Regions from separate parts of the Mus musculus genome. Here regions 1 and 2 are each linked to region 3. The links are chromatin loops, found by intact Hi-C in ENCODE. Cell type or tissue: left cerebral cortex. All regions are shown on one strand. Each heading gives the region's core, and the rest is flanking DNA. Links, peaks and the distances in the headings are about the cores only.

Region 1 (10,472 bases), core at 1,197-9,196, 64 kb before region 3:
TCGTTTTCCCCTGTGCTTCAGTGGGGACTGTCTGCTGCTTCCCACTTAAAGCCCGGGAGTCTCTGCAACAGAGGCTGGGACGCTTCTTGGGGAGTTTCTCAAGACTGCTCAGTTCCCATCACACTTTACTCTCTGAGTTCTGGGGTCAGGGCTGAGTGCTGTACTCCTTGCTAGCAGAGTCCTGAGGCACAGAGCTCTGAGAAATGCTTGAGCTTGAGGAGGCTCAGGGGGAAGACGGTGGGCCTGGCAGCACTCAGCTACAGGTGAGACAGGCTGGGCAGCTAGTGTGCATTACCTTGCCAGCCAAGTGGGCCGTGCTCTGGTGTACATGGGAGGGCAGGGCTTGTTTCTTTATGGATGGATATGTGAAGCTCTTCCTCTGTGCCTCTTCAGGCTATTAGATAGGTCTGCTCTGCCCACTTCAGAGCTGGAATTTGGCTTTTAAAGTCACTATTTTGTGTATTTTTTTGCATTCTGGTGACTTCTTTACATTAAGATACTACAGATTCCTACTGACACCCAGCAGGGATCCAGCATTTATCTTTGTCACTCCTGTTAGCAAGGGGCCCTAGAGAGTGTGGAGAGGACCCAAGGAAGCAGTTAGAGGAGACCATTGGTGGCTCCTTTGAAGGGCATTGAGCTGGCCCAAAGCAGCTGCAGGAGAGGACAGGAGCCTTTAGAGAGGCCTCAGGGTATTCTGGGAAGTTCTTATCAGCCTGTGGTCCAGTTGGTAGCCTCAAGTGAAAGGCTTTTTTGTGCTTTGGGATTTGGACCCCCAAACCCCTGGTCCCTACTTGGATCTTAAATGAAATAAATGCCACAGCCTTCATTCTAAAGGCCAGAGATGTTCAGAGCAGGCGAGGCTACCTGTACAGGGCCTGCAGAGGAGTCCAAGGCACTTATAGAGGCTGCCCATCCATCTTTATTGAGGCACTCAGTGGAGGCCAGGTTGCCTGCACAGAGGTGTGCAGAGGAGGCCAGGTTGCCTTCGTTAATTCTCGAGACTCTGGAAGGGCTTTCTGCTTCTTGTACTAGATCCTTGGTATTCCTTGGCTTATGGTCACATCATCCTAGATAGCTTCTGTTGTTTTACAGCCTTCTAGAATTGTGCTCTGTGTTTGGATGTCCCTATTTTTGGAAAGACACTTGTCCTTAGGTTAGGGCTTGCCCTGATCCTCTAGGGGCCCTGTTTCTAAGTGAGGTTATACTAAGCTATGGAGGCTCATCAAACTTGCAGAGACAGTCCAACCCACAGGACCAGGACCACCCCACCTCCACCCTACATCACCATTGGCATTGTTTCTGGCTTCCTCTACCTTAAGGTTCCCTCCTGCTCACTCCCAGTTTAGCGGCAAAGCCCATGAGAGCGCAGTATTGGAAGCATGGCTAGGCGTCAGCCTGGGGGCTTCTCTCAGGCAGCCTGCCTGGCTGCTGCATACCTGTCATTCCATAGCCCAGGCCCTCTCCTGGCTCAGTGTGCAAGACCACATCTTCCTAGGGCTTTGGAGATGAGGCTAGGAGGAGTCACTGCAGCCAGGGGCTCTAGACCACATCTGTCGTATGGTGGCATACCCCTCCACCCCAAGGTCGTGAGGCCCTAAGTCTGAACCCCCGGTGCCATGTAAATGCTGTGCATGGCCCCAGTGTTGGAAGCAGGCACAGTTAGATCCAGGGAGGAAAATGTGGAGCTCCATATCTGCTGAGAAGCCCTATCTCAGTGGAGTGGGGCAGAAAGCAATGGAGGAAGACATCTGGTGTTTCCCTCTGGCCTCTACATGTGTGTGCCATAACCCCTTTCCCATGCAAACACATGCATAACATATGCGTGCATACACATACACACACACATACACACTTAGAGGGCTTAAAAATGACAGAGCTGAGCAAGAGTGAGAGCACCTACACTTGAGAGGCCACAGAGGGCAGCTGCTCGTCTACCTCTGGAGGCCAGGCAGGGCTACAGAGCAAGACCAAGCTGCTAGTTTATGTCAGCTTGACACAGGTAGAGCCATCAGAGAGGAGGGAACCTCAGTTAGGAAAATGCCTGTAAAATCTGGCCTGTAGACAAGCCTATAGGGCATTTTCTCAATTAGTGCTTGATGTGGGAGGGCCCAGCACTTTGTGGGTGCTGTTGCTCCTGGGCTGGTGGTCCTGGGTTCTATAAGAAAGCAGACTGAGCAAGCCATGGGGAGCAAGCCAGTAAGCAGCACCCCTCCATGGCCTCTGCATCAGCTCCTGCTCCAGGTTCCCGTCCTGCTTGAGTTCCTGACTTCCTTCGCTGATATACATACTACACTGCAGACGTGTAAGCCAAATAAACCCTTTCCTCCCCAGCTGCCTTTGCTTGTGGTGTTTCATCACGGCAGTGGTAACCTTAACTAGGACAGAGACCCAGAAAAGCAGTCGCTGGGGATATGGCTCACTTGGCAGAGTGCTCGCCACACAAGCATGAGGACCTGGATTCCAGGCCCCACACCCACATAAGAAGCCTGGTGTGACATTTGCATCTGTAATCCCAGCCCTGAAGACCTGGGTAGAGGAAATTTTCTAGGGTCTACGGGCCTGCCGGGCTTGCCAGATTAGCAATTTCCAGATTCAATGAGAGACCTCATGTCAACATAGAACATAGAGAGCAATTTACATTGATCTGTGGTGCTGGGCGTGGTGGTGCATGCCTTTAATCCCAGCACTCGGGAGGCAGAGGCAGGTGGATTTCTGAGTTCGAGGCCAGCCTGGTCTACAAAGTGAGTTCCAGGACAGCCAGGGCTACACAAACCCTGTCTCAAAAAACAAACAAACAAGCAAACAAACAAACATTGATATGTGGCTGGTAGATACACATACATGTGTGCACGCACACACACATGCATACACACACATACACAAATATACTGGTGTAGGGAGGGACAGCGAGACACAATCAGAGTTTTGCTGTAGGAATGTGTGTATATGTGAAATGTTTGTGGCTAGTCTCTGAGCAGGTCAGTGGTTGGAGGTATTACTGGATAGCCGTCTTTCTAGCACCTCGCCACTCTCGGGAGAAAACTTCCGTTTGAGCTATCACGTGGGTTGCAGAAAGATCCTTGTTGGGTTGGATCAAGTTAGTGAGAAACAAGTTTAGCGTCTTGGGCCTTTTCCCTGCAGCTGTGGTCCAGGCCGTCTTCTGGCCACACTAATCTCCGCAGGGAAGCGTGTCTACTCCTGGCACAAGGCTTCCTTTCTCCTATTTTGGTTTTACCCCTAGTAGACTCTTGGTGGGCCTTGGAGTTTGATGTGCAGATACTGCTGAAAGGTCCTGGGGCTTCTTGCATTGACTTTAGGGTTAGCACCAGTTTTGCATTATCTCAGTTGGGTTTTAAGTAGAGCTGCAGAGTTGGCAGTGGATGGAGGAAAAGCAGATGGTGTATGTCCAAAGCACAGTCCTCCTGGTTCCCTCAGTGCGCAGTTTCCAACTCCTGCCCGCCGCTGCTCTTTCTTACGTCTGAAAAGAATTGGCACTGCTTCAGAATGTGTTAGGGGAGCTGCAACCAGTGAAGCCGGGAATGTAGCAGTGCCTGCTCCTCGTCCTCGTCTCTGGCGTGTCAGTCTGTGCTGTCCCTTGGGGATCCCTGAGGTCAGCTGTAGGCTAGCTGGCGTTGGCTGCCGGGAGATGAAGGGTCTGGCTGTTGACCTGGCGTCAGCTCTCATGTCACTGCAGTCAGACGTTTCCACATCCAGAGCCTGTTGGGAGAACCTGCAGATCAGGGCTCTGTTCCAGATGCGGGGTGAGCAGGCAGAGTGAAGGGAATGGAAGTTCATCTTTGGGAGATAAGTGCAGACTTGCCCCTGTGTGCCATGCCATGGTGGCCTGCATTGCTGCATTCTTTTGTAGCTGAAGGCTTGTATCTGCCAGACTCCTCCCTGTAGCAGCGGGGATCCCCAAGAAGACTCACTACTTGGTTTTCTTGGGCAGCCAAAATGTACCCTCGTCACCCAACCCAAGCTCATCGATGCTGTCCAATAGCTGGGATCTGACTCAGGTTTTTATTATTCACCAATTTAACATTAAGGTCAAACCTCAACCTGTGCGGTTGATTCTCTTGAAGCACTGCTAGATGCCAGAGACTGGAATGTGCTTGATTCAGGCATGCAGCGGACCTTCCTGTGCTCATTGTGATACACCACACATTTAACATTTGTAGTACATACCTGTTGGGTTCCTCTGCAATTGTCAGTCACAGAGCAAGTGGTCCAGTGTTGCTGGAGTCTCTGGAGCCTTGTTTGTGGGCTGTGTGGTTAGATGCCATGTGTCCTCCTCCCTGCCCTGCCTGCCATCTCTGGCTCCCAGCTGTCTTCCTACAGTGTCCTTGTGGCTGTCATAGCTCTCACCTGAGAGTAGCATTACCAGTGACACCTTACTTAGCTTGTCTCATGTAGCTCTGGCTGGCCTCCAACTCACTTAAATAGCCAAGGCTGGCTTTCAACTCTGCTTCTCCCTATCAAATGCTAGGATAATCAGCCATCATGTGTGGCTTAAAGGTGCTTGTTTTGTTAAATGCCTCGGAAACTCCTTCTGGTGCTGGAGGCAGACTCAGGAATGGCCCACACAGCAGAGCAGGTGTTTGTCTTCCCCTGTTGCTGGAGGAGGAATGGTCACTAGTATGACAACTCCTGAGAGTGGACCAGAGGCCCACGGGGCAGGCCCAAGAAGCATGGCTAGAACTGGACACTTTGAGGGACGGCCAGGCCTTCCTGGCAAGTACCCTCCTAGTGAGTATGATGATGGCACCCTGACACGTATCTTGATCTCTTCATCACAGCAGCCAGCCAAGGTGATGGCTCACCAGCTCCTCCCTACAGCTGAACCAGATGTGGTCAGATCCCGTAGCCAGGATCCAGGCCCCACAGCCTCCTCACTGGGAGACAATTTGTAAGCCAGGCCTGGTAGCTTCTAGTCTTTGAAAGCCATGACTTTCTAAGCTTTTTTCCAGCTGGGAATCTTGCTTCCATTCATTGATTGGTTGGTCAAGTTACACCTTTGTCTTAATATTGCAAATTCAGGTTTTCCTACAGTATAACACCTCACGTCTCAGCAGCTTCGCGTTTCATATAGAAAGTGGTTTTCTTGGCAGTGCTGGTAGGACAGCGCTGCTGAGCAGGGAGGGTGTTGTTTGCTACAATCAGCACAGCAGAGTTTTCTGGGAAACTGGTTCTGTGATTGCAAGAGTTTCCTTAAATGCAACTGCAGCTACTTTAAATTCATCATGGAGGAACCTGTAAAAATGTAACATGATTGGGGAACTGGTTATGTCATAACTCCTAACTTGGGGTTTCCAAATGTGGCCTGGCTTCTGAGTTACCAGGAGATAGCAAACCAGGCAGCCACAGTGTATCAGCACCTCTCCTTTTCCTACCTCTTCCCCACAAGGTGGGATCTGTGGCTTGACAAGTCCCTGCAGAGCCTATAGCCCCCATTCTGATCTCTTCCAGTCGTGGGGCCTGTGCCAGAATCCCATTCCTGTCAGCGGTGACTCAGTGGCCCAGGCTAATCCCTCCCAGCTTTGGCCTCTGGGAGGAGACACACTTGATCTGCCTGCTGGAAATGAAATGATCCAGGTTTGTAAGTGTTTCTTGTCGGGAGATGTGGGTGGCCTGACCAGTGTTTTCCAGGGACCTTGAAAGAAGGGTCAGGTCAGAGCTCTGGACAGCAGGCACGTCCTGCTTGCCATAGGTCCTTACAGAGCCTGTGCCACACACTAAGCCCAGGCTTACAGAGGCTGCCACAATGACTGCCACTGTCTATGCTGAATCCCACAGAGGCCTGAGGCTAAGAGCTTGCTTGGGCAGCCAGAGACATCAGAGTGGAGGTGCATGTTAGGGGTTTGGCATTGCTGACAAGGTCACTGTGAACAGGCATGGACTTTACATGCAGATGTGTGCATGTGCACATCTATGACCACATGTGTCTTAAGACATGTGTATAGGCATACGAAACAATTGATGGCATATGAAGACATATGGCTTGATGAATGGCCATTAAGTCAGGCCCATCTGCTGAGCTTGGAGCCTTCGTCCCACGGAGCCTTTCATTCTTGGAGACAGGGCCATTCTGCTATTGCAGCAGTTCTGGTGTTTGTGTCCTTTCCTTCCTTCTGAAGCTGCTGCTTCTGCTGTTCAAGGAACCCCCCCCCCCTCCCACTGCCTGTCCTTGGGTTACCCTGGTGGATGGCCCAGGGTAGGTCAGGGGAGACAGCCAGGTACACGTGGGCCAAAGATCCTCCATAGACACTGTCCTGTCTGTTTGACCTCAGGTTCTTGCAGTGAGACTAGGAAGCTCCGGGGACTCAGATGCTGTGTGGGAAATGTTCATCTGTCTGTAGAGCATGGCTTCGCTAGCCTGCAGGGTTGGCAGAGAAGCATGTGGGACCCAATAAGATCCACAAGAACTGCTGAGTAAAGAGAGCAGGAGGTATTCTGGGTAAATGCAGGGGAAGAGAGAGCCCAAGCTGCCCTGCCTACCCATGAAAGGTCAAGAGTCTGGAAGAGCCAAGGCTCTAACCAAGTCTGCCACCAATGGCCGTCCCCAAACAGGAGCTCTTGCTTGCTCTTTCCTAAATATAAAATTCTAGGTTTTGTTTCACGTTGACCTGCTTGGTCAGATGAAGCAGAGCACCAGGCCTGGAGAAATGTAGTTCTGAGCACAGACGATGACCTTGCCTACAAGTCAGTGTGAAGGAGAAACCCAAGGGCTCTGTCAGTGACTCTTAGAAGACTGGATCATTGTACTCTGTTCAGGCTTTTCCCTCTGCAAGGGGCCTAGCTTAATCTAAAACCAGGAGCCTTTACTGTCAGCCAGCTGTTGGGCAACTCAGCATCTGTTGCCCTGCTCTGCTCTGAAGAGGGAGGGTGTGGCCAGTAGCATTGTGCAGCAGCTGTGCCAGAGTGGGTGTGGAATAGGGAACGCTGAGGTTTTGGGGGCAGAAGTACCAGGCAAGTGTTTATGTGGACTTTTGAGCTTGCCTGGAAACCAGAGCCCAGATGTGTGTTTGCACACCCTCTTTCCTTTTAATTAACCTGAGTTTAAGCACCTAGAGAGGGCCGAGGGCCAGCTCCCCTGTGTTTGCATAGCCCACTGCCTGTCACCATGGCCCATGGAGATTCCTGTCCTCCTATGCCCAGATGTTGACATACAGAAAAGCATCAGTAAGCAGGTTCAGGGAGGTGTGTCTGGAGGGCTGTCTGTGTGCAGGGACAGGCTGTCACTGCTGCTGCTGTCTCTTGACTCTTCCCTGAGCAGAGTCTGTCAGGTCCTCCATAGGTGCGCGGACTCACACTGGAAGTGAGATGACCCAGAAGCCACTGCACTCTCCAGGAAAGAGGTAGAGCGACCACTTCCCAAAGACATGCCAAGAGTCCTTAGGAAAGAGCCACTTCCTGATTCTGTCACTGCAGCCCATCTGACGGAGTTCAGCAGCAGTTGCCAAGGGGACAGCTATATTCAGTCTTTTGGCAGTCATTTCCCCAAATAGTTCTCACTTTTTCTTAGCTATTCAAAAATGTTAAAAAGGGCTTTTCAGTCATTAAAAAAAGTACCCCCCCCTCAATATTTTCCCACTACCGTGAACCTGAGTGTGTTTTCGTTTGGCAGACCCTCATTAGCATAAGAGACACTGTCCTCGATTGCAGTGTGTCCTTTAAAAAGGCACATGTCATCTGACAGCACAGCTCTTCTTAGAAGTTGACTGGGTGTTTGTGCTGCTGTCTCTGCTTGTGGGGAACCACATGGTCTTCTCCATACCAAAGGGTGGTGTGCCATCATGCCACAGGAGCCTCCAATATGGGCATTCCGTCCACTGCTGTTCTTGCCTGCCTGGGACTGTACAACACTGATGAGGGCGGGGCCCATGGTTCCTGGCAACTGTGAAGGAGCAGATGGAGGCTCTGCATTGCCTGCCTCGAGCCCCCTGCCCAGTTGTGTGAGCACCAGGTGTGGTTTGTGGGAAGTGAATCAGTGGTAAGAATATCCAGGGCTGGGGTCACCCCAAGGGTCACCCTGAGTTTAGTCCCTCCTCCAGGTCCATTCTGAGGCAGGGTCACTAGTTATACAGGGTCAGGATGCTGGAAGGATGCAGCTAAGAAGGACCGAGGGGTCTGTTCTGTAGTGACTTGCTCCTGGTGTCTCTGCTTATACCCTCCCCACAGCCTGTTTACCTCTCACTCTCCCCACCACAGTAGCTCTTCCCTTCTCTCTCTCTCTCTCTCTCTCTCTCTCTCTCTCTCTGTCTGTGTGTGTGTGTGTGTGTGTGTGTGTATACGCACACAGAGGTGGATGGTATCCTCATCTGTCTTTACCTTTTTCCTGAGACAAGCTTTCTCACTGAACCTGCAGCTCACTATTTTGGCTAGGCTGGATGGTGAGCTAGCTCCAGCAATCTTCCTGTTTGGGTTACAGGCTAGCTCCAGCAGTCTTCCTGTTTGGGTTACAGGCATACACAGCTGCCCTTGATTTGTGTGGATGCTGAAGCTCCAAACTCACGTCCTCATGCTTGCATACAAGCAGTCTACCCACCGAGCCATCTCTGCAGCCTCCCTCTCCTTTTGCTTCTCTATCTAAAGTTATTGGCTCCACATGGGCTCTGTCCAGGGCTTTGTTAAGCTCTTCTGCCGTCTTCAGTGTGCCCGTGCAGGCTTCAAGTTCTAGCTTATTTGTTTTGACACGGGCTTTAAAAGACTAATGCCTGTGTGTCACAAGGGTGTTTCTGCAAGACTTGAGTGTGAATGTGGCATATTTCATGACAGTCGAAGACTCAACACTCACATAAGCAGACGTCTCTCTGCACTGGGCAGTGAGGCTCCATTGCACTTACATCCATGCTGCAGGCCTGGGGGCCTCCTGCTGCTCCAGGACCTGAAGAGGATAGGGGTCTGCTGACCCGAGCTCCACTGACCAGCCTGGCTTTGTCCCCAACCCCAGGTACTGCAGGGTGCTCAGCTCATAGCCGTGGCCTCTTCAGACCCTGCTGCTACAGGAGTAGATGGGTCGCCTCTCCAGGGCAGTGACATTCAGGTTCAGTATGTCCAGCTGGCGCCTGTGAGTGACCACACAGCCGCAGCGCAGGTGAGTCCTGTCCCTCCCGGTCCCACCAGCCTCCCTAGTAGATACTGAACTTGGGCTTGTCTGACATACCTGTAGACCCAGGAACCCTTGTCAAGAGGCATACAGGTCTGAATCAGGCGTGGGGCTTCTGTTTACTCTTAACTCCTGAGATCAGCGTCTGTGGGCTCCTCTGATCTCAGCCCAGCAAGAACAGGTGACCTGGTAGGAGGAGAAGACTCTACAGTGGAGTCTGTTCCACAGGTCAAGTCTCCTTACCTTGTTCTGCACAGCTGCTGGCACAGGCAGCTTTCCTGGACTCCTTCCTCTGCGGCCTAAGCCTGGTGTAGTGAGCAGCGCAGGCTCTCACAGGGTTCCGCTCACCTGAACTCGAGAATAGGGCTTTGGCTGTAGGCTGCTCAGGATTTTACTTCTCCCAGGAGCTGTTGAAGCCTGTCTGCCTCAGGCATTGGAAGGGCTTACGGAGCTGCTAGGCCAGGCATCTGAGGAGAAGGCACTGTGGAATTCCTTTCCTGAAGGCCTCGGAATGACATCTTCCAGGTTCTCAGAGAAGGAACTTGGGCCTAAGTGAAGACTTCCCATCTGCAGGCCTCAGCCATGACCCCCATCACGCCTCAAGACACTTCCTTCAGTGTGCCACACAGCTGTGCATAGCTGCCCACACCTGGGCTGCACTCCTCCTCCTCCTCCTCCTCCTCCTCCTATTTATTTATTTATTTATTTATTTATTTATAAACTGGCTATGGCCTCAGCCATGCCATCCTCAGTAGGGAGAGTGGAAACTTTTTTGTTTATCTTTAAAAATCAGAGACTTACATGTACAGCAAGAGCTGTCAGGTGCCAGCCATGTGAGACCTTGGCCTCATGTGGTGCAGAACCTATGCTAACTCTGCACCAAATCTTAGGTGACTTATCCTTCAGTGCATCTGCAGTCTAGCAGAGATGGAAGAGCAGTCATTATTCCAAGGTTGCAAGTCCTCACCTTGAAGCAGTGACTTCATAGACTTTCTCATACACTTCGTTGAAAGGTGCCATGTCTTTAAGCTGTTCCAAGATGCCACTTAGAACACTGGGGCAGTTTCTGTAGGAAGTCAGTGTGACCCTGAGGTTCTAGGGAAATATGTCAGGTTAAAAATGTGGTGTGTCTAATTACAGTTGTTTCTCGGGGCACCGTGAGGTAAGGCTGGGAAGTTGTCAGCTGTATGCCCAGCTGCCCACGTTCTTCTGGGTGGATGTGAGACATGCTTGTCTCTCCTCAGGTCAGGGGTGGCCTGGCACCTTGGCTTCTGAAGTTGGCGTGCCTTTTCTAATTGTGAACCTTGTGGCTCTGCATAACACATAGGTGGCTTGCTGACACACACATGTGCTACTGTGTTTT
Region 2 (10,472 bases), core at 1,649-9,648, 79 kb before region 3:
CAGTGGTGCTCTGCTGTGTGCTGTGTGTTCCTGCTCTACCCTCCAGGGCTGGATGTGGCTACTACCCTTCCCTGGGGTTCCAGGCAACTCTGGGAAGTGGTTCCTGTGCTAAGAGCTTGGGTGTGTTAGGAGACAGCCTGGTAAGAACGAAGGAGTAAGCAACTGGCTGGGAGCACTGGGCAAACATCTTCAGGTGCCTGCTGCTCCCCGAATGCTGGCCAGAATTTACTGAGTGCCCCTCGTTTGTAAGGGAGGAAGGGTAAACACTGTGTGAGATCCCTGTACATTTAAGGTGTTCTAGAAAGCAAGTGTGCTGCACTGAGGGAGTTTTGGATGAGGAGAGGGGACAGTACTGTTTGCTGGTCTGGACTGAGGCGGGCTAGGCTAAACAGAAGAGCAGAGGGTAACGGACTACAGCTTTGGCAAGACCTGTATGAGTGCAGTTTTGAGTCTGATTCCCTAGGCAATTAGGATGGTATATGTCGTCTTGTGAGTGAGTTTAGGGCAAGAGAAGTTACAGGCTTGGGAGTCTGAAGCCTGGGAGAAATGGAGACTCGTTGGTGTTGGAGTGAAGCCTGGTTCTTTAAAGGTTAACTAACTCGACGGGAGGAGTGGTAAATACCTGCATCTGGTCCTGCTGCCCCCAGTGACCTGAGTGATGGGCGTCTTCCTTGATGAAGTGAGATTTTCTAGAAGATGAGTCAGACCTTTAGGAGTAGGCCAGCGGCTCAGCTGGGTCTCTTAGCAGAGCTTAGCTGCTGTTTGGTGCTCTCAGCAGTGGGGCTCAGGACAAGGCCTGCGTATGAGAGCTCTTAACTGGGACGTGTTCTTTCAGGTCACCTCTTCTATAAATTTGGAATCACGGAATCTGACTGGTATCGGATCAAGCAGAGCATTGACTCCAAGTGCCGGACAGCCTGGCGGCGGAAGCAGCGAGGCCAGAGCCTGGCGGTCAAGAGCTTCTCTCGGAGGACGCCATCCTCATCCTCTTACAGTGCCTCAGGTAGGCTCAGGAGGGCGCTGTCCCGAAGCTCCGTTCATCAGTCCTGGCCCTGTCAGTGAGGCTGGCCTTGTGGGAGCTCCCTAGGCAGTGACAAGAGCACAGGGCCTGCCTATTTACACTGTAGGCTCAACAGGAAAATTTAGTGTGGGACCTTTCTCGAGTTGCCTGGTTACTTATCTTCTGAGCGTCCTGCTGCCTTAACAGTAGCTACTGTGTAGCTGCAGAGTGGCGGTGGGTGAAGGACGGAGGGCCCATGTTGTGCTCTTTAGTCTTAGTTTGAGCTTATAGACTCAGGCTTGTCCTTAAGATCGCAGAGACATTCTCTGAGCCCTACCTGTTGGCCCGTCCCCTCCCTTCATGCTAGTGTAGAGCTTGCACTCAGGGTCTTGGGCAATCTTGGCACTGGTACTTTGCCACTGAGCTATGCTCTCAATCCTAAAATTGCCTCTTAAACTGTTTTTCATAGCTTTCTTGGCAGTAGCAACAGCTCCTGAAAGCTGAGTCCTGGGTTTGCTCAGGATCTGGGACAGCAGTGGGCAGGTGGCCGGCAAGGCTTCCTTTCAGTGCACGCTTTGTCCAGGGACTCTGGTTTGGAAGCTACAAAGCTGGTCACCTGGAGCCCTCCTTGAGCATCTTCCAGAAAGAGCTCTTCCTCCTTTGTTTTAGTGGCCATTAGTTACTTAGCTGTAGCCGGTGCCAAGGCTCTAAGGTGGCAGCTGTGTGGGCCACACACATTGTTCCCGGTAGGCAGTGTTGCTGCAGGTGGCACGCAGAACTGGGAGTTGGACTTCTATCCTGGGAACCCAAGGGAGCCTTTAGGCATGTGAGGAATGTGTCTGGTGAGGTTGTGTGTGGCTGTTAAATGGGGCGAGCACGACTTGTAGCTAACCTAAGATGTGCTCCCAAGTGCTGTCAGCCGTGCGGGCTGTGGTTTGGTCCTTCCTTACCCGAGCAGCGGATCTTCATGGTGGCAGTCTGCAGTGGTCCATCAGTTCTGTTTGTCTCACTGTGGCTCCCATGTTACTGTCCATGTGATTTAATCCGTGTGATTAAAGAGCAGGAAGATTCCGCTAGATCAGGTTGTAGTGGCTGCACTGCAGTGAGCCTTCGTGCTGTGAAGGTGCTGCATAGACGAGTGGATGCCTAGGTCTGAGCATTTGATCCCCTGCATCTGGGGTTATGGGTGGTTGTGAACCACCATGTGGGTGTTGGGAACTGCACCCAGGTCTTCGGAAAGGGCAGCTGGTGCTCTTAACTGCTAAGCTAAGTCTCCAACCCCATAAAGCCAGAACTTAATGACAACCTGAGAAGATCATACTGGGCCACAGATTTCATCATTGTATTAGGAAGATAACAAAATCCAGACACCTCTAACCTAGGGACAGTCACAAGATCTAGGATCCAATACCAAGAAACTGGAAAAAAACCCAAACAGACAACAAACAAAACCTAAATCCAGCCCACCCACCCGAGTGACTAAGGAGACCCAGCCTTAACAGCCCATGCCACTACAGTGTCATGTCCAAGGACTTAAAGAGGAACAGAAATCAGTAGCAGGGGAGGAAATAAATTTTCAAAAAATTGCCAAGCAGACTTAGAGATGAAACACAAGGGAGTGACCGCCAGCCACTGGATTTCATGACGGCTGAAGGTGGCTGTTTCGTCACAAAGAATTGGTCAAGTAGAGTTTATTAGACAGGGCCTTGATGAGCCAGGTCTCGCTGGAATCCGACAGAGTGAGGAGGCCCGGCCTGTGTTACTAGTGTTAGACAAGCACAGGGTGGGTGGAAAGAGCCAGGGTTCTGTGGCTGTACGCATGGTCACACACGGTCACAGCATACTGCGTACGTTTTCAGACTCTGACGTCTGCCTGCCCGTGGTCCAGGGGAGCCACTGAGAAGGCCGTCTCAGGACGGCTTCTGTGGTGACAGTGAGTTTGAGTGAGGAATGAGGTACTTAAGTGGACAGGGTTTGGCAGTGTCCACGAAGGATCTGGGAGTGGCAGTGCTGGTGAGTTGGAGCCTTCAGAGGTTCAGGTGCCAAGGGATTGGCAGGGAAGAAGCCGGTCAGGGCTCCATTCACAGCGCAGACAACCATTGGACTATTCCCTCTAGAGGTGGCTTGCTTAGAGACGCATGCGTCTGGGACTGTAGATGCTCAGGTTGTCAGGTGCTGGCCTGCTACTGTGGAATCAAGGTCAGCTCATATTCTAATTGAGGTAGTGTGGAGTGGCCTGAAGGTCCACATTTCTAGCCAGCACCCAACTAGCACCCACCTTGCTGCCCAAGCCTGCTCTTACATCAGTGTGGCTTCCTGGTCTTTGAGCCAGTAGCTGCGTTGCAGGTGGAGACTCAGCATGTGTGCCTGTCCGCTGCAGTGTTGTCAGGCTTGTTTACTTGCCAGTGTGTGCGCTCTTGTAGTTGTTTGTGTTTCCTTCTGTTGCTGGCAGTAGCTTAGTGTGATGATACTTATAGTTTGTGTTTTAATTTTCAGGATTTTATTAGTAGCTAGTTGTACTTTTTATTCCTTTTGCTGCTTTGTTTACAAACATTGTCAATTTCGCTAAGATGCTGTGAACGTTGGCCTCTTGTGTAGGCAGCCAGCCACTGTGCAGTCTACTAAGTGCCCAAATTCTGGCAAGTCCCCAGGGGTAGGTAGCATGTTTGAGAAGCCCTGGCAGCTGTCAGCCCCGCAGGGTGACTGTTGGGGAATGGACAAACACGTAGTATGTGCACTGGGCTGACCTAGGCATCATTCCCAGAAGACACTGCAGCGGCAGGTCCGTTTCTTCCTGACCTGGTCTCCATCCTCCCGGCTGCAGACACTTAGCATGAGCACTGCACTTACCCACTCTGGTCTAGCGTGGAGTAGAACTATTGGCTAGGATGCTGCTGCTGAAGGGGTGAGGGGCTCCGGAACATGAGGCTTGTTCATTGCAGTCCTCGTCCTGTGGCTTTGGGTGAGTATTGCTTAGGGCTGGCTCAGAGCTGCCTAGTAGTTCGTTTCTAGGACGCTGCTGGTGAGGCAGGCAGGTAGGCACTTGCTTTCAGAAGAGGTCCTGGGCTTGGGGATGTCCTTGCCCCTCAGCACCCTTGGGTGTTGTGAAAGTGCACTGCTTTGTCAGCTGAGGAGGAGACATTCTGTGTCTGTCCTAACATGCCACATTTGTGGCAGAGTTCTGATTAAGCGGAGTGGTGACTAGGCCAAGGGACTTCTGGGATCTTTGTCCTTGTTCTGTTTGCATTGTTGTTGTCATAGCAACGCTAGTCTGGTATTCAAGACTATTTGGTGATGGTAAAATGTAATTAAGCCAGCATTCTGTTAATTTGGAATTGGTATTGATTCCAGCTGGGTCACCTTGTTACCTTAGAATTGTTAGCAGAGACAAGGAGACACCGCACAATACTACAAATGACTTCCTTTTTTTTCTTTACAAATATTTACAAGTTTCATCTTGTATTCCATTTTATTTACTTCATATGTGTCTTTTCACATGCATGCCCCTGTGCTGTGTGTCGGTTCCTGGTAGTGAGGATGTGTGTGGTATGGACATGAGTGGAGCTCAAGAACATCTTTCGAGAGTAGCGCTCGCTCTTCCTTTTTCTGTGGTTTCTGGGGATGAGACTCGGGCTGGCAGGCTTGGTGGCAAGTGTGTTCACCTATTCAGATATCTCACTGTATATTTCTTCTTCATACAAAATGGTAATTACTTTCTCAGGGTTCAGGGCGTTACACTGTTTGCCCAACATGTTTGTTCTCATCAATTATTACAACTCTCTGCCACAGAAGTGCATAGTATACATTGAAAATTTAAAAAGAAATTACAAACAATTTTTTTGTTTCAGAAAATTCTGCTTGTGATGACATTACAGTTAGAGGCTGAAGTGTCTAGCATGCTGCGGCCTTAGGCCCAATCCCCAGTACTGGGGGAAAATCTTTATAGTTAGTATTACAGTTAAAATTAATATAACTTATATCAAACCGAATGTCCCTTACTTTGATTAAACTTAGGAAATAAACTGTGCTGCAGATGCATCTTTGAGTTAATTTTGTCTTGGAGAAATGCCACATAGTGCAACTCTAGAGCAGGGTTGGTCCTAGCAGAGCCCTGTGGGTCATTTCTGTGGACAGACCTCAAGCCCTGCAGTAGTTCAGCAGTTTGTCTAGGTGTTTGCAGGAGAAACACTTAGTCACAACGGTGTCACTGAATCTTAAATCTCTGTCACAAATCTCAGTTCCCCTGACTTGCAGTTGACAACTCTGCAGAGGAGAGATGCGCTCACCTGAAACTGGGAGCCAGGTGCCTTTCCTCTTCTGTAGAAATTGAGGTGGGGAAGACGTGAAGGTGCCAAGATGACAGGTGTCATTCACTCTGTGTGTGGGACCTGAGGGATTCTGACACTTGTCCTGTGTTCCACAGAGACCATGATGGGAACCCCTCCTCCCACCAGTGAGCTACAGCAGTCACAGCCACAGGCCCTACACTACGCCCTGGCCAACGCCCAGCAGGTCCAGATCCACCAGATTGGGGAGGATGGACAGGTGCAAGTAGTACGTATCCCGTTACTCCATGGCGGGGGGGGGGGGGTGCTGTGTTCTGAGGCGTAGACAGTGCAGAGGCCAAGCAGTCTTGCACCCTCTGAGCAGACAGCGGGAAGCCGCACCTCAGAAGCTGCTCAAGAGCGGGACTTGGGGGCGGCACTGGGGAGCTGGAGCTTTTAGTCCACCGTGCTGTGGGGCTGTTTTAAAGGCAACAGAGCGACTCTGAGTGGTGGCTCTCTTGGGCTTGTTGATTGTGTGACTGACTCGACCCCAGCAGGTATTCATCTGGCTAGGGGCAGCTCTGAGAGCAAGCCATGGGCCGCCTTGGCACAGGTTCCCGTGAGCGGTGAAGCTGAGCGGTGAAGCGGAAGCGGCCCGGCCCCGCCCCTGGAATAGGCTCTTTGCTATAAGATCTGTTTGGGCCAAGATAGGATTTAAAAAATAGGGGCTGGTGAGATGGCTCAGTGGGTAAGAGCACCCGACTGCTCTTCCGAAGGTCCGGAGTTCAAATCCCAGCAACCACATGGTGGCTCACAACCATCTGTAACAAGATCTGACGCCCTCTTCTGGAGTGTCTGAAGATAGCTACAGTGTACTTACATATAATAAATAAATAAATCTTTAAAAAAAAGCAACTTAAAGGTTATGTTAAAAAAAAAAGGATTTAAAAAATAAAAAGATTTATTTTTATTTTTAGTAGTGTATAGGGTTTGTGCATGTGAATGCATGTGTTCACAGAGGCCAGAAGAGGGCTTTAGATCTTCCGGAGCTGGAGTTATGTGGGGTATTGTGAGCTGCCCAACGTGGGTGCTGGGAATTGAGCTCAGGGCTTCTACAAGAACAAGTGTTCTTAATCTCTCCTGCCCCAGATTGGATTTTGATAGGAGTCGGAGCCTCAGGCTTCTGTGCAGACACATTTGTCAGTTGTTTCCGTGAGCGAGCTAGCTTCCTTCCTTCCTTCCTTCCTTCCTTCCTTCCTTCCTTCCTTCCTTCCTTTCTTTCTTATTGGCTATTTTCTTTATTTACATTTCAAATGTCTTCCCATTTCCAGGTCTCCCCTTCGAACTCCCCCTATTCCCTCCCCTCTCCCTGGCCCCCGTGAGTTGTTTAAATGTGAGTTTACCATCTGCCCACTTGAGTGCAGTGCACAACTAACTCCTCCCATCTGCCACCCGTAGCTGCACAGTTGGTAAATCCTGTGATGAGCAGTTACATGATTTACCATTGTGGAGGCTGTAGCCGGAGCTCAGTGTGTGCACACTTCTCACCGCCGCCCAGGCTGTGGAACCAAAGCTCCTTGCTCCCCAGCAGTTTCTGAGGTGCCGGAAGCAGCCAGGCAGGGAGGTGGCAGAGGGCTCTTGCTGTTCCCTTCAGTTTGTTTTCCTCTGATGCTTCTTGGTGTCTTCTCTTGTTGTGGATCCCACAGGGCCACCTCCACATTGCCCAGGTGCCTCAAGGGGAGCAGGTGCAGATCACACAGGACAGCGAGGTGAGTCAGGGGTCCTGTCATGGTCCCAGGGCCATACAGTCCTGCACTCTGTGTGGAACCAGTGGCATTCTGGCAGAGCCTGGGATGCTCTCTAGGAGAGACTGCCTGGTGCGGGGGTGGGGTGGGGGATGACTGGGACGCTTTTCTGGTGTCCTTTACAGTTGACGATGGTGTGCAATGAGCTCTGTGGAGAGGCACTGCACACTCAGAGGGTCCTCTGGTCCCAGCAGCGGGAGCAGCTCCCTAGCTATTATGACTCAAGCAGACAGTGCTCTGATAATATATTCTTGCTATGGGGACACGGCTCTGCTATGGGCCATCTGGGCTACTGTGCACACACCTTGTGAATCTACAGTTGTTTAAAAGAAAAAAAAAGGTGTCCTCATTCATGGGTCAGAGTTGATCATTCGTGGGTTTAACGTTTTATGATTTTAATATAAGAGAAAAAGCTAGAGATTCAGCTTATACTACTTGTTTTGCTTCTGTGGGTTTTATTGCTAAAAGGGGTTGAATTTTTATACTTAGTGGTTTCCTGGTTATTTCTGAATCGTGTAGGGAAGTTCTCACTGTTCCCTTTTTGCACTGTACAGGGCAATCTGCAGATCCATCATGTGGGTCAGGATGGCCAGGTAAGTGCTCACCCTTCCCACGCACTCCTTCTCACTGTGGCCTGCATACAGGCTGTACTCCTCAGCACGGGGCACTGCTGTCGGGTGGGGTGGGGTTGCCTCCAGCGAGGGAGCGGAGCTGAGCTGGGCTGTCCGGGATGTGTACAGCAGGGCTCTGTCCTGCGCTTGTCCTTCCTGGGCGCTCACATTGGGTTTTGCACTGGAGAAGAAACTCCCCCCTAGTTTCTGCAATGCTCCCTGAAAATCTGACGGACGAGGTAGGCTTGGTTAAATTTAAGCACTTCCTGTTCTCCCGAGAGAGGAGAGCAGGTCTCTGTTGTATATACTCGGAGGACTCATGTGCTTACTAAAGTGCCCCAGGCAATGGGTCCCCAGCAGGATGTGCCACTGGCAGGGAGGGAAGCTGGTGCTGGCAGTGGGGGTTTGTTTGCACTGTGTGGCCTTTAAGGAGTTTTTGTGAAGATTGGTTTTAGTTCTGAGTTCTGAGTAGTCAGGACAGGCTTCTGTTAGTGCAATGTGGCTTTCACTGTGAAGACACACAGAACTCACTCACCACACAGGAGGTTCCGCTCCTTGTTTTCCAAAACTAGCACTGCCTGTGCTGGAAGACCCATGCGGCTTCCTCGTGCTCCCGCCTTGGAAAGAGAAGAAAAGAAGTCCCAGGCATTTCTGCAGAGCTTGAGCAGTTAGGAACAAGTAGCAGAGGTTGGTTCTCTTGGAGGTCTCTTGCTGTCAGCTGGGACAGCAGAGGCCCGGCCAGGCTTGCAGTTGGCTCCCCTCTCTGCCTTTGAGGATGTGGTTTGGCTTTGGTTGTCGGTGTTCCCCATGGGCAGGCTGTACCTTTCTGTGGCTGAGGAAAGTGAAACCCTCCTCAGGTCCCCACTGTTTGTGTTGTGAAGAGAGTTCCACCTGGAGTGGGAAATAAACACAGTGGGCTTTTCCTTGTCCCTGACCACTTAACATGAGGGCAGAGATCCCAAGGTCAAATTCCAAGCATGGCAGCTCATGGCATGGCCACAGACATCCAGTCATGGACAGTGAGGCTGTGAAAGAGCCATTGCCTCAGCTCCAGGTAGTGACACCTCTGGTTCTGCCCCTGCCTCCAGTGTCTCAGAAGCCTGTCCCTGCTGCCCGCTCAGCTCCAAGCAGCCTCCCTACAAGAAGCTGCCATGTTGGTCACTTGTCACACTGAGAAGTAACTTGTCCATCTTTAATTCTTTGTGCATATTTTGTTTCTGTCCCCTGCTTCCCAGTGTCACTGTATCTGGGACCGAATATCAAAGGGCACTCACTGCTGCCCCCTTCTCTCCCAGTGGCAGCTTGCCTTCGGATGGCCATGTGCAGCAAGCGCTCAAGAAGAGCTGCTTCCTGCTGGGCCGTTAGCTGGTTGTCCTAGCTTTCCACTTGCGGAGATTCTGCCTTCATTTTGTCATCTGTCTGTTCAGTCACCTGACTCAGAATGGCTTCACTTATGGTGCAAAAGGCACAAATGCTCCACTTACCTTGATGTCCTCAGTGGAGCTAAAGAGCCCAGACCTGTGCTGGGACAGTCAGCTCTGTCACCTCTCCTCTTCCTAGGTCCACAAGAGGATTGTGCCTGTTGGTCTTGGATTCTTTAGCTGCGCTGGTCTCAGGTCTTCCAGCATCTTCGTGGGAATGCTGGGCTGTTTTCCTGAAGACTGACTGCAGGCACTGGCTGGAGATGTATGGGGAAGGTGTTGATTAGGACGCTGTCCTCAGTTGTAAAAGCTTGGGAAGACATCTATGTGGGAAGGTGGTGGGGCTTGCTGCATCAAGGCTGCAGCAGGGTGACAGGGGCAGCTGTGTCCCCAGAGGGAGGCTGTCTGCCACAGGAGGACTTGGGCACCAGAGATTCAGGGTTAATGAGGTTAGAGCCATCTGAGCTTGGGCTGTCAGGTGCACAGCTACTCCCGGTGTAGATAGCTGCTGTGGACAAGTGTGGTCAGAAGGGGCCATTGGGTAATGGGAACGTTTGCAGCTTCAGTGGTTGTTCTCAGTGAGTGGTGTGGGAGTGGGTGGGCTACGTGCTCTCCACCTCTGCTCCTTGTATGCTCTAGCCAGCTCTAGAGGGGCTCTGCTTGCTCTTGGCCATTCTAGCCCTAAGGGTCACTGCTGTCTGCCAGTTGTTGTCCCACTTCAGGTTTCCAGGCCTTTGCTGCAATGGCCAGTACTCAGTATCTCTGTACTCTGTACACAGCACTCAGTATCTCTGGATTCTGTACACAGTACTCAGTATCTCTGTACTCTGTACACAGCACTCAGTATCTCTGGATTCTGTACACAGTACTCAGTATCTCTGTACTCTGTACACAGCACTCAGTATCTCTGGATTCTGTACACAGTACTCAGTATCTCTGTACTCTGTACACAGCACTCAGTATCTCTGGATTCTGTACACAGCACTCAGTATTTCTGGACTTTGTACTCAGCACTCAGTATCTCTGGACTCTGTATACAGCACTCAGTACTCAGTATCTCTGGTCAGTAGAGGGAGTAGGCAGGGGATTCCCTGGATAGTGAAATATAAACTTTAGCAGGATCCTTTAAAGCATGACTTAGAAGGTCTTTGTCTGGGTTCCCACAGCTGTGCTTTACCTTGGTTTGTAAGTGTAGGTTCCAATCAGAACTGATTTCGGGCTCCTTGGAGTCTGGCCGAGCGCTCTGAGTTCAGCCTCAGGCTGCAGCACCCAGACACATAGGTTGTTGTCTCCCTTGTCTTCCGGCCAGTGTGTCTTCTTGTGATCGCTACCTGTCCTTTATGTGACCTTCCATTAGAGTTGGATCTGAT
Region 3 (10,472 bases), core at 973-8,972:
GGCCACACCTCTAGGAGTCAAGGGTTCATTTTCATGGAAAACCTGTGATCTCTGTCTGCTGTGTCTGTATTTCATTCAGCAGATGTTCCCTGTCCCCCTCAGACCTTTCCCTTCTGTCCTGTGCTGCTGTTGTCAAGCACAGAGGTTGATCCACCAGCTCCCTCCGGTGCTGGGCTCTGCCTTTTGTGGGCTGCAGGTGGTAATTGACCTCAGACACATGTGGCTGTATCCCGTGCTCAGGCCAAAGATACCAAGAGGACAAACTTCTGGATCCCCCTTGCCTTCCATGGCTGCCCAAGATGCCAGGATGCTGGGGTCGTGACCCTCTGCCCCCAGTTCCAGCCTCTGATCTAATATAGTTCGCCAGACCCCTTTCCCTCCAATGGTGCCAGGTTCCTCCTTAAAAGATGGGATGTAGCATTGATCCATAAAAGCCTTCACCTCCTGTAAATCCTTCTCAGGCCCTGCTCACACATCTTCTCTCAAGGCGAAGAGGGAGAGGGACCACTGAGGGGACAGAGGACAACCAATAGCAGCTATTCCTCGGGCTCCACCCACTGAGGTGTTTAGAGACAAGGTCAAGGCCACACCTCTACCTGTCTCTGCCCACAAGTGCACTGCACCCCAGCTGGCTTTTTATGCAAGTGCTGGGGTCCTAGCTGAGTCCTAACGCTTGCCTGACAAGCACTCTGTTTCCAGAGCCATCTCCTGACTTCCAGGGGTTTCAGATGTTCTCAGAGGAGAAGGGCGGGGCATGGGGGAAGGATTGTGGGAGGGGATGACCGAGAGGGGGCCAGTGAGTGGAATGTAAAGTGAATAAGTTTTAAAAAATATTCTCTTTCTCCTCATCTGCATATAGAGCAGAGCCAGGAGACAGGTTTTAGAGCCACCTCAGGATGTGACATCTGCCTGGCAGAGGCTCCTTTCCAGCCCCGACCTCACATTTGTTTCTGTATGACCCAGCGCCTGTCTCTTCACTCACTCATCTGATGTTGGAGGAGGAGGCCTGGCCCGCTGCTGCTGGGAAGCTGGCGGGCAGGCTCGGGGTCCACAGTGGGTCAGAGCTTATCTTGCTGGAAGCCTGGGCCTTACAGCATGGCATCACCATCCCCAGGGAGAGATCCCAAGTTTGGGCTTTGCAGGATGGGGAGCCACAGGCATCTGGCAGAGCTGTGACTTCCTGCTCTAGCTAGGTTCTTGTGCAGCTGCCTGGGTGGTCATTCCCTCTCAGGCTGTAAAGCAAGGCTGGGTTTATGGGTCTCTTCAGAAACTCAGGGGCTTCTGTAAACTCTCATGGTTGGGAAGGCTTGGGGTTAAGACGAGATCAACTTTTAAGTAGGCCTGTGGAGATCTGGGATTTGATGAATTGCATAATGAGTCGGAGGCTCTGTCAGGGTGGGTCTCTGACATCCTGGGGCAATCCCAGCCTCTGAAAGAAGGGAGAGCCACCGTGAGCTGTTTTATGGGGCTCAGAGTTGGCCCCAGCTTGTAAGAGGGAGGGAGCAAGGCTCTCTTCCCCAGGATGGCCTCTCACACTAAGTGGCATCCAGGCCTCTGTGCAGTGGGTGGCCTCTGCATGATGGTGGTACCTGTGGCATGTATGATTGCGTGGCGATAGCTCAGTGCCAGAGCACTGACCTGCATATAAGGTCCTATGTATCTCTACAAGATACAGGTCCCACAAATGAATAAAAAAGTGGCACTCATCTTTCTGTAATTAGCTTAACTTACTTGACATGACCTTTAAATCCAAAGCAATGGGCACCTGAAGCAGTCAGAGCCTCTTCTGATTTCCTGGGGACCTGTTTTTAAGAGTTTGACCCACTTTAAGGGGAATCCTCACTCCTCTGTGATCAAACTGCCAAACATAGGTCACAAGACACTGAAGTCTTAAAATGCAGGGATTTGTGTGTGTGTGTGTGTGTGTGTGTGTGTGTGTGTGTGTGTGTGTGTATGTAGAAGCCTGAGGGCAACCTCAGGTATTGTTCCTCAAGTGCCACCCACCTTGTTCTTTGAGGAAGGGTCCCTTCATTAGAACCTAGGGCCCACAGATTGGGCTAGTCTGGCTGGCCAGCAGGTCCCAGGGGTCTGCCTGTCCCTGCCTCCCCAGTGCTGGGATCATAAATAAGCACATGTGTGACTCTTTCCACAGGTCCCAGGAACAGACCAGACTTGGATCCTTACGCTTTCGGGGCGAGTGCTCTATTGCTCAGTCAGTAGAGCTTTTTAAAGCACTTTCTCGAGATAGCCATGAGCCAGTCACAGTGAAAGCACACACGGAGTGCTCCAGGAGACACAGGGTAGAAAACTGGAGACCGGGAACCACTTTCCTGGTTCATGGAGGCTTGAGTGGGAGACACCATCATCTGCCGAAGAGCTGACTCTCACAGAGAGCATCAGGTCTTTCCTTCCACACTCTCAGGGCAGGGTGTGGGGTGACCCTGGCAGAGTCAATGTGGAGATGAAGGTTGGGGTTGAGGCTGTGACAGAGAGGGAGCTGTCAGATTGTTGGTGGAGAAACAGTTTCGAGGTCTCTAGCAATCAGAATGGTTCTTAAAATCTTTCAGGAAGTGTCTGTGACCAAAGTGCTGCACCAGGCCCCGCCTTGCTCAGAGTAGACACTCCAGCTCTGAGATGGGCTTTGGGTCTGGAAAACACTGTATCGGAATCGACTGTAGCTGTGTGTCCCTGTCGGTGGGGTTTCCTGACATTCCAGGGTCCTGCTTGTTCTGGTGGGATCTACTGGGGCGGGCCTTGGCAGCTGTAGATTTTGGCTACACCAATGGTATGGGATCCCAGTCTCTGTTGTCTGTCTGAGCATTGACTAGCTCCTGTGAAACCTGCCCCTGGCTGGGTCCTCTGCCAGCCTGCCCAATGCCAGTCCATCAACCAGAGGGCCCATGAGTGAGCAATAAGGTCAGTTATTTGACAATAAGATCAAGTGTATACTGAGCGGGAAACCCTCTAACCTCTATCCACAGAAACATTGTGTGACTTTTCCTGAGGGGACATATTCAAACATCTATTCACCCCAAGTCTGGATTGTCGAACTAGCTAGGCATTTACTGGGGTCAGTTCTAGGATCATGGGTGACTCAAAGGCAAGTGGGCACAGGAAAAGCACAGGTCGTCGTGGGTAACGACTCCGAACAGCTGGGTCCCTGGAGCTCCCTGTCTATCTTACAGGTAGACTCCTCCACAGAGAGACTTGTCTTCCCAACAAGTGTCAATTCTTATAGAACCAGGGGAGGAGGGCACATGGCTTTGGGGATCCTGTGACTTTTTCCAGCTTGCTCCAGTTGGAGTCTCTCTCAGTCTTGCTCTGTGTATGTCTCTCTGTCTCTCTCCCTCTGTCTTTCTCCCTCTGTCTGTCTCCGTCTTTCTCTGACTCTCTGTCGCTCTTCCTCCTTCCCTCCCTCTCTCTCTCTTCCCCTTCCTTCCCTCCCACCCTACATCCCCCACCTCTCTTGTTTTTCAAGATAGGGTTTCTCTATAGCCCTGGCTGTCCTAGAACTTCCTCTGTAGACCAGGCTGGCTTCAAACTCTGCCCCTGCCTCCCGAGTGCTGGGATTGAAGGCGTGCACCACTTTGGCTCAGTGTGCCTCAAGTCTTTATGAGTCTTTCTTCTCCCTTTAGGAGAGAATGCTTCAATTAAGAGGTAATAACACACTCTCTCTCTCTCTCTCTTTCTCTCTGTCTCTGTCTCTGTCTCTGTCTCTCTCTCTCTCTCTCTCTCTCTCTCTGTGTGTGTGGTGTGTTGTACGGACATGCATGTGTCGGTGTGCTAACCCACATGTGCATATAGATCTGGAGGCAGACGTTGGCATTGGGTGTCTTCTTATATTGATCTGGGTCTTAGTTTTTGGGACTGGATATTTCACGGAACCTGGAACTCATCCATTCACTTAGACTGGTGGGCAGTAAGCTCCAGGTATCCTCCTGTCTCTGTCTCACACCCAGTCCTGAGGTTATAGACACATTGCTGTACCCAGAACAGGGTGAAGGAGCTGGGCAGGAGCGCTGAAGAGCAGGTTCCCCATCAGCTGCTTCAGCGTCTCTCACTCATGGTCATGGGGCCTGTGTCCGTGCCAGAGCTTCATGCTGTGCCCTGTCCCCACTGTCTCCTCAAGCCCTGGACCCGCAAAGCAGGAGGTCCATCTGGTTGTATTCTTCTATTCTGGTAACGTCATAGGGTGGTGAAGTCACTTGATGTCCTGGCAGAGAGCAGTGAATGGAGATAAGACAGAGAAGCCGGTTCCTGGAAGGACTTTTTGCAACTGGGAGAAAGATGTGTCAGCCAGTCACTGGTGAGGCTTAGCACATAGCCATTGTTAGCAAGGTCAGGACCCAGTACAGTCAGATGCCTCTGACAAGATGCTTGGGACTGGAAGACTGTGTCCAAGGAACCAGTCACATTGGCTTCTCTAGGAACCTCTTTTTAGAGCTTTCAGGAGGCCAGTGGCTGGTGGTGCTGCTCAGAGTGTAGAGTGCGTGGCTTGGATGCATGAAGCCCTGGGCCTGTTGGTCTACACCTGTGATCCCAGAACTTAGGAGGTGCAGGCAGGGGGATTAGCTACATAGCAGGTTCAGGATCAGCCTAGGTTATGTTAGAGCCTGCCTCAAAAAAAAAATGAAAAAGAAGAGGGCTTTCTCTCTGTGTCATCATCCTCAGGTGGCCTCCCTTCTGCACCAGAGGACCAGCCAGCCAGGCAGCCAGAGGCCCTAGTGTCTTTTCCTCTTCTAAGGAGGTCATCAGACTCACTGCAGCTGGGCCTCATCCCTGCAACATCATCTTACTTCAGTTATCCAGAAGCCTCTGCGTCCAGACACAGTCACACTGGGGTCACCAAGGCACAGCCCAGCCAGTGGCAGGGGTCACCAAGGCACAGCCCAGCCAGTGGCAGGGGTCACCAAGGCACAGCCCAGACAATGGCAGGGGTCACTAAGGCACAGCCCAGACAATGGCAGGGGTCAGCAAGACACAGCCCAGCCAATGACAGGGGTCACCAAATCACAGCCCAGCCAATGGCAGAGGTCAGCAAGACACAGCCCAGCCAATGGCAGGTGTGAGTTACATTCTTTTCTGCTCATCATCGTAATTCCAACCTCTTCTTGGGGCTTCTTTCTTCTGTGTCTTTAAAAGACTCACGGCTCTTACCTCCCACCCCCCACCCCATTCCCAGTCGGAAAGCTCAGGTGAACTGGGAACCCAGTTGCTGTTCCTATTGGTTGAAGGAGAAACAAAGTCTGGGAAGAATTTTTTTTTTTTAAGTCTACAATTTTCCTAGCTCAAGGGCATTTGTGAGATGTTTAAGATGTTGTCAATATTTATTATTTTGAGCATGGTACATAAGCACAGGCTAAAAATCCCGGAAACACTCTTCAGGAAGGGAGTCAGGAGGAGGAGGTGTGAACACTGTGGGCGACCTCCCAGCTGCCTGCCCTCCTTCTTCTCCATTCCTTAGCAGCATAGATGATGATGTAGGCTGGGCATCCAGTGGGAGGAAAGGGGACCTTCTTTAGTGTGTCTGTCTGAGGCTGCTGCCTTCCTTGCTTTTCCCGAGGATCAGAGAGCCTACCTCACACATGGCCGTCCGTCCGTGAATGTCTAGCATCCAACACACAGTGGGGCTGTGGGACCCTTATTGGGGTCATGGAGGCACCCTGCACGTCTGCCAACATCCCACCTAGTGCCCGCTCCACATCAATTGTGGCTCCAGCCATCCTGCCCAGACCACCAGCACCAGGTCTGCCTCCGTGTGGTGGGCACGCAGGATAGACACTGCAGAACAGTGCCCTGCAGCCAGGAGGATCCTGTGACAATTGTTCCTGTGGGCTGGTCCTCTCCAGAAGCAGCGAGCTCTGCATGCAGGGGTGGGGTGTGGTTGCTATGATCTAGGGTTTTGTTGACTCATCGGCTCAGATTTTCAGCCCCTGAGCTGCTGTCGCCAGACCCGGCATAAGCCTCTTGTGAAGGGAGGCCCTGCCAATCATGGCCCCGTGACCCTGGCCCTGTATTCTGTGGCCTTGCTAACTGTGTTCACATTTTCTGTCTATATGTTCATATGTGTGGGGGGACATTGGGCATGCTCAGCCTTCCTCTCTTGATACAGGCTGCCTCCTTGACCTCAGGCTAGGCTCACAGTTAGCAAGTCCCAGCAGTCATCCTGTCTCTGCCCCCAGCATTGGGAGATACAGACTCCACATCCATGCTTGCTTAGCAAGTGTTCCTTCCTCTCGAGCGTCTCCTCACCCCCATCGCCCACATTTTAATCTGGGTTGCCCCTTAGTTCTGCCTCAAGGGACACCTTTACCTGTTCTAGAAGCATGTTCCTCGTCCGATGGTGGGCACAGTCTCCACCACGTGACCTTTTCTCCTCTTGCTTAGCACAGAACTTTTGGCTCTGGTGTGGCCACCCGTTTCCCTCATCTTGGTTTTGGTTTTGGTCTTATCTCAGTGGCCTGATCCGAGGTTATGAATGTGTTATGAATGCCTTTTCTTCTTCTGAGACTGCTAAAGCTTCAACTCTTACAGTCAGGTCCTCCACACATGCTGACCTCTGTGTGGTGCCAGGCAGAGTCCAACTTCCTTCTCTCCTATAGGGAGAACCGGTTGTCCTCCACCGTTTGTAGAAGCATGCCCTTTCTCTACCAGAGACCCGTTGACACGGGCGTTGAGAACCCACTGAGCACAAACTCGAAGGCTGACTGCCGGGGTTACACCTTTAAAGTTAGGGTGAGTCTGGAGAGCCTGCTGCAGAGAGGTTTCATGAAGGGTGGCTTAGGACATGGCTGGCCCCCAGGAAACACGCTGCAGGCGAGAAAGCAGCGGCAGGCCCTGTACGCATGCGCAGTGCAGAGCAGCCACTGGGGACACACTAGGGCACCCGGCCACGGTGCAGGCTCCCCTTCTCCAGCCTACCTCATCACCGTGCCAAACACAGCCTGGCCCGTGAGCACCAACCTGGCTAGCAGGGATGGAAATAATTAGTGTCTTTCTGCAGAGATGGACGGTGACCTCAGGTGAGGGGCAGGACTTGGAATAGGATGTCCTTGGTAACAAAGCCTCAGAGAAAACAGCCCCAAACAGAGGCTTCCCTCTATAGGAAATGTCCCATCTCTGTCTCCTCCAAGGCAGCACTTTCAGCTTCAGATAGCCCCATGGGGTCTGCTTGCGGGGGGGGGGGGGCTGGCTGTGTGCCCCACGGGCTGCTTGGGGGTGGCTGGCTGTGTGCAAAGCTTTATGGGATCTATGCTACACAAGATGATGTCAGGTCAGTACCCCAAGATCATGACTGTTGGTGTAACCTGTGAATTAAGGTGTCAGTGTCTCCACCAACAGAGGAAACAGGTCCTCCTAGCCACTGAAGTGAGAGCCAGGGCTCACTTGAGCCTTCTTACCCAGGTCACCTCTCTGTCACAGTTTTTCATGGTCCTGGAGTCTCATCCCTCAGGGCCTTCAGGATTCTTTGGTCCTGTGTCACACACTGGCCTGTGATGACACTAAGGTGAGCCTTCTCCAACTTCTGTTAGAATGATTGGGGAGGTGGCCCATCACAGAGCATTCAGTACCAGGGCATCCGGTACCAGACTCTGCAGCAGGAGGCCGAGCCACGCTCTGGCTCCTCTCTGAGCTACATCAAAACTTGGAGTTGGTGCCACTGCTGCCTGAGTGTGTGTGTGTGGGGGGGGGAGGGACAGTGCCTGGGTCCCCCACACCATTTATTAGCTGTATGCTGAAGTAGCTGTCAACGTGAAGGCCGGAATGGAAGGCTACATCTTCCAGAGGCCTTCCATGCTTTCTTCCCACTGAAGCCTTTGCCCTGAGCACTTAGCATGTCCCCGGCCCTGGCTTCCTCTGTGACGACGGGCAACTTCCCGGCTGTCCCCTTCCCTCCGCTCTGCTGAGCTGACTCTGTGAGTAGCCTTGCCACTGTTCCTTTCCTCCATAGCTCTGCACATGCTGCATCAGCTGCCCTTGCCACTGCCTGGGGGACTGCCCTCTCCAGCTCTGCTCTAGCTGCTGGAAACAGCTGGTCCATTCTCCCAAGACTGCCCTGGATGGATGGCCAGTCTAGAGCCAGGGCACTATAGGATGTGAGGCGACTAGCCCTCTCTGGTATGATGCCATACTGCAGGTGGACCTCCTCTGGTCCGTTTTCCTGCATGTGTAGACTTGAAGGCACATTGCAGAGGGTTGTGGATTAAGGATCTCTGTGTGCACTGGTGCAGTGTATGCCACAGAAGCTCTAGGCAGATTTGTCCTTGGTACGTAAGGTTCAGGCTGTCTGCCCTCTTCTTCATGGGGATCGTTATGTCAGGCTTTGGTTTCACTCACGCCTGCTGCTCTTCCCAGGACGCCATGAATACGGTGCTCGTGAGCTTCGGGGACAAGGTGGATGAATGAACGGGCACAGGGAGTGGGAGTGGGGAGAGCGTGAGCTGAGCATCAATGACTGCTCCCCGGGTTCTCTGCTCAGCTTAGCTCCTGGAGAAAAGGGATGGCTGGGCTCCTTCTGACTTTGGCTTTTCCTTCCGAGCAGACATCTCATCCAAACGTTAGCTCTCTCCCCCAGCCTACTTCCTGTGATTTAAGACCTTAGCTATGCACTAAGGGATGCTCCATGCTCCCTGTTATACAATAATGATTTTTAAAAAATCTTCACAGACAAATGAGCCAGCAGTATCTCTGTGTCCCTGGTGGAGGAAGGGCAGGGCTGTCTTTTTTTGTGTCAGAACGGGGGCACTGAGGCTTGGTGTGAGACTTGAAGGTGGCTCCTCCTCAGTCTTAGCTGACAGCCTGTTTGACGGCAGAGGATCCCCTGACACTTAGGGCTCTGCCTCCATGGTAGTACTGCCTCTGTGGTGTGGATGTGGGAGCAGCATGGGACCACTGCCTACCAGCCTTGGGTACCACCGTGGTACCATTATGGGACCTGGTTGGTACGGCTCATAGAGCCTCCAGCCTAGCAGTAGGCAGGGCCCCTGAGACACATGGGGACTATTGGAGGCTTTTGTTAATTCTGTCTAAAGTGTTCACATTTATGCTGGGGAAATGGCTCGTCCATTAAAGTGCTTGCTGTGTGCAAACTTAAGCGTCAGAATTCACATTAACAAAAGTCAGGTGTGATGCTTAGAATCCCAGAGATGGGGAGACAGTGGATCCCTGGGGCTTACTGGCCAGCTCAGGTTAGCCTAATGGGAAGTTGCAGACCAGTCAGAGACCGGGTTTCAAACAAAAAGTTAGTAGATGGTTAACGGCATCCCAGGTAACGGCACCCGAGATCCATTATGCGTGCATGCACACACATTCAGTTTTCCATATTTAACAGCCAACAGTTAAGTTTCATGGTGCTGGCACAAACACAAACTCTGGCGGGGCAAGCCTAGTGTTGGTGGCGCGCCCTATGGGTGGGGGCAGGGAGGGTGTTTAGAGCTGTCCACCAGCAGTGATTGCATCAGAAGAGACTCCGTGCAAAGAGAAGCCAAGGCTGTCAGCTTAGCAGGGGAAGCAGCCCGGGAGCTGTGTGCTGAAGCCGAGGTTGGAAGACAAAAGATCACACTTGAGCTGCGCTTTCTCCACAGTCTCGTGGCTCGGCCATCCCTTTGGAAGTCAGACGAGAGGCCACGTGGCTCGCACAATTGTGACTGCATTTCACTCAGGGTCTGCTACAAGGGCCCGGAGAGATGGCGCATCAGTTAAGAGCACTCCGGACTTCTGTAGGGGACTTGAGTTCGGTTCCCAGCACCCACATGGCACCTCACAACTGCCTGTAGTTCCAGTTTCAGGGGATAAGAGACACAGTGTTCTGGCTCCCACAGGCACGTGCACTTGTGCACACACAGACACACATGCATAAACAATACAAACTTCAACTTACTCTCTGAGGTTGTGTTAGACAGCACCAGTGTATGAAGCTTTCTTCAGTGATAGGCTATGCTTCTGGAAATCTGCTCGAAGCCAGATGCTCCGTGTCAATCTGGGTGGGAGGACGGACATCAAGTGCATATCCTAGTCGTGTCCGTGGGCTGGAGGGCTTGATAGGCACCGTTACAGTTCTGCCCTGGAATGCTCTGGACATGTGGTTGCTCTCCCAAGGAAGTCCATATTTTTAAATGGATGTATTTATGTTTTGTACCCAAAAGGAATGCCATTGAGACAGCCTGAAATTCCTAAGAATTCACATTTAGTCAAAAGGCTAAAAACAATAAGAGAGGCAGTTTATTGGATGACTTTTGCCTTGTAAAACATTGGGGGATGGAAAGTTCTCCAATAGATACAAATGCTGCATCTGTCTAAATAGCAAGGCTTCCTTAAAGCCGGCATCTTCTTCTAAGAGCCAGATGGTACCATGTGGGAAACTAGAAGTGGCCAGCTTTCCAGACAGGAAATGCGTTTTGTCAAGAAGATCCATTCTTCTGCCCAGTGCTGACCGACAGAGGGTCAGGAAGTCTGAGTTGCCAGTCACAAGG

Evidence for each region. Peaks named below come from ENCODE experiments on the same cell type or tissue, not always from the same donor. Only the 100,000 strongest peaks of a DNase experiment are listed, where the experiment ranks them.
Region 1: it touches region 3 in a loop (2.1-fold over the local background); 2 of 42 quality-filtered maps call a loop at or near these places.
Region 2: a loop joins it to region 3, with 5 times the contacts of the local background. A loop is called at or near these places in 3 of 42 quality-filtered maps.

The regions. Positions count from the first base shown.
Region 1 is chr8:122,015,050-122,025,521 of GRCm38, forward strand. Banp (BTG3 associated nuclear protein) reads left to right here. Exons shown (of 14, transcript NM_016812.4): 12 at 5,470-5,595; 13 at 8,954-9,097. Among named protein-coding and RNA genes, the nearest start is that of Mir7237, 42 kb to the left of the region's middle. In left cerebral cortex, for the core only: no CTCF peak of the experiment used is centred there; DNase peaks (open chromatin) are centred at 2,392, 3,445, 5,237, 5,923 and 2 more places; H3K27ac peaks cover 4,201 bases.
Region 2 is chr8:122,000,129-122,010,600 of GRCm38, forward strand. It overlaps Banp (BTG3 associated nuclear protein), which reads left to right. Exons shown (of 14, transcript NM_016812.4): 8 at 836-1,003; 9 at 5,424-5,554; 10 at 6,963-7,034; 11 at 7,625-7,663. Among named protein-coding and RNA genes, the nearest start is that of Mir7237, 27 kb to the left of the region's middle. In left cerebral cortex, for the core only: a CTCF peak has its summit at 6,209; DNase peaks (open chromatin) are centred at 6,788 and 7,146; H3K4me3 peaks cover 1,376 bases; H3K27ac peaks cover 1,388 bases.
Region 3 is chr8:122,079,386-122,089,857 of GRCm38, forward strand. Gm34413 (a long non-coding RNA gene) reads right to left here. Exons shown (of 2, transcript XR_879284.1): 2 at 10,200-10,472. It also overlaps a transcript of Zfp469 not described here. Among named protein-coding and RNA genes, the nearest start is that of Gm34413, 10 kb to the right of the region's middle. In left cerebral cortex, for the core only: a CTCF peak has its summit at 5,775; DNase peaks (open chromatin) are centred at 5,458, 5,814 and 8,588; H3K27ac peaks cover 1,882 bases.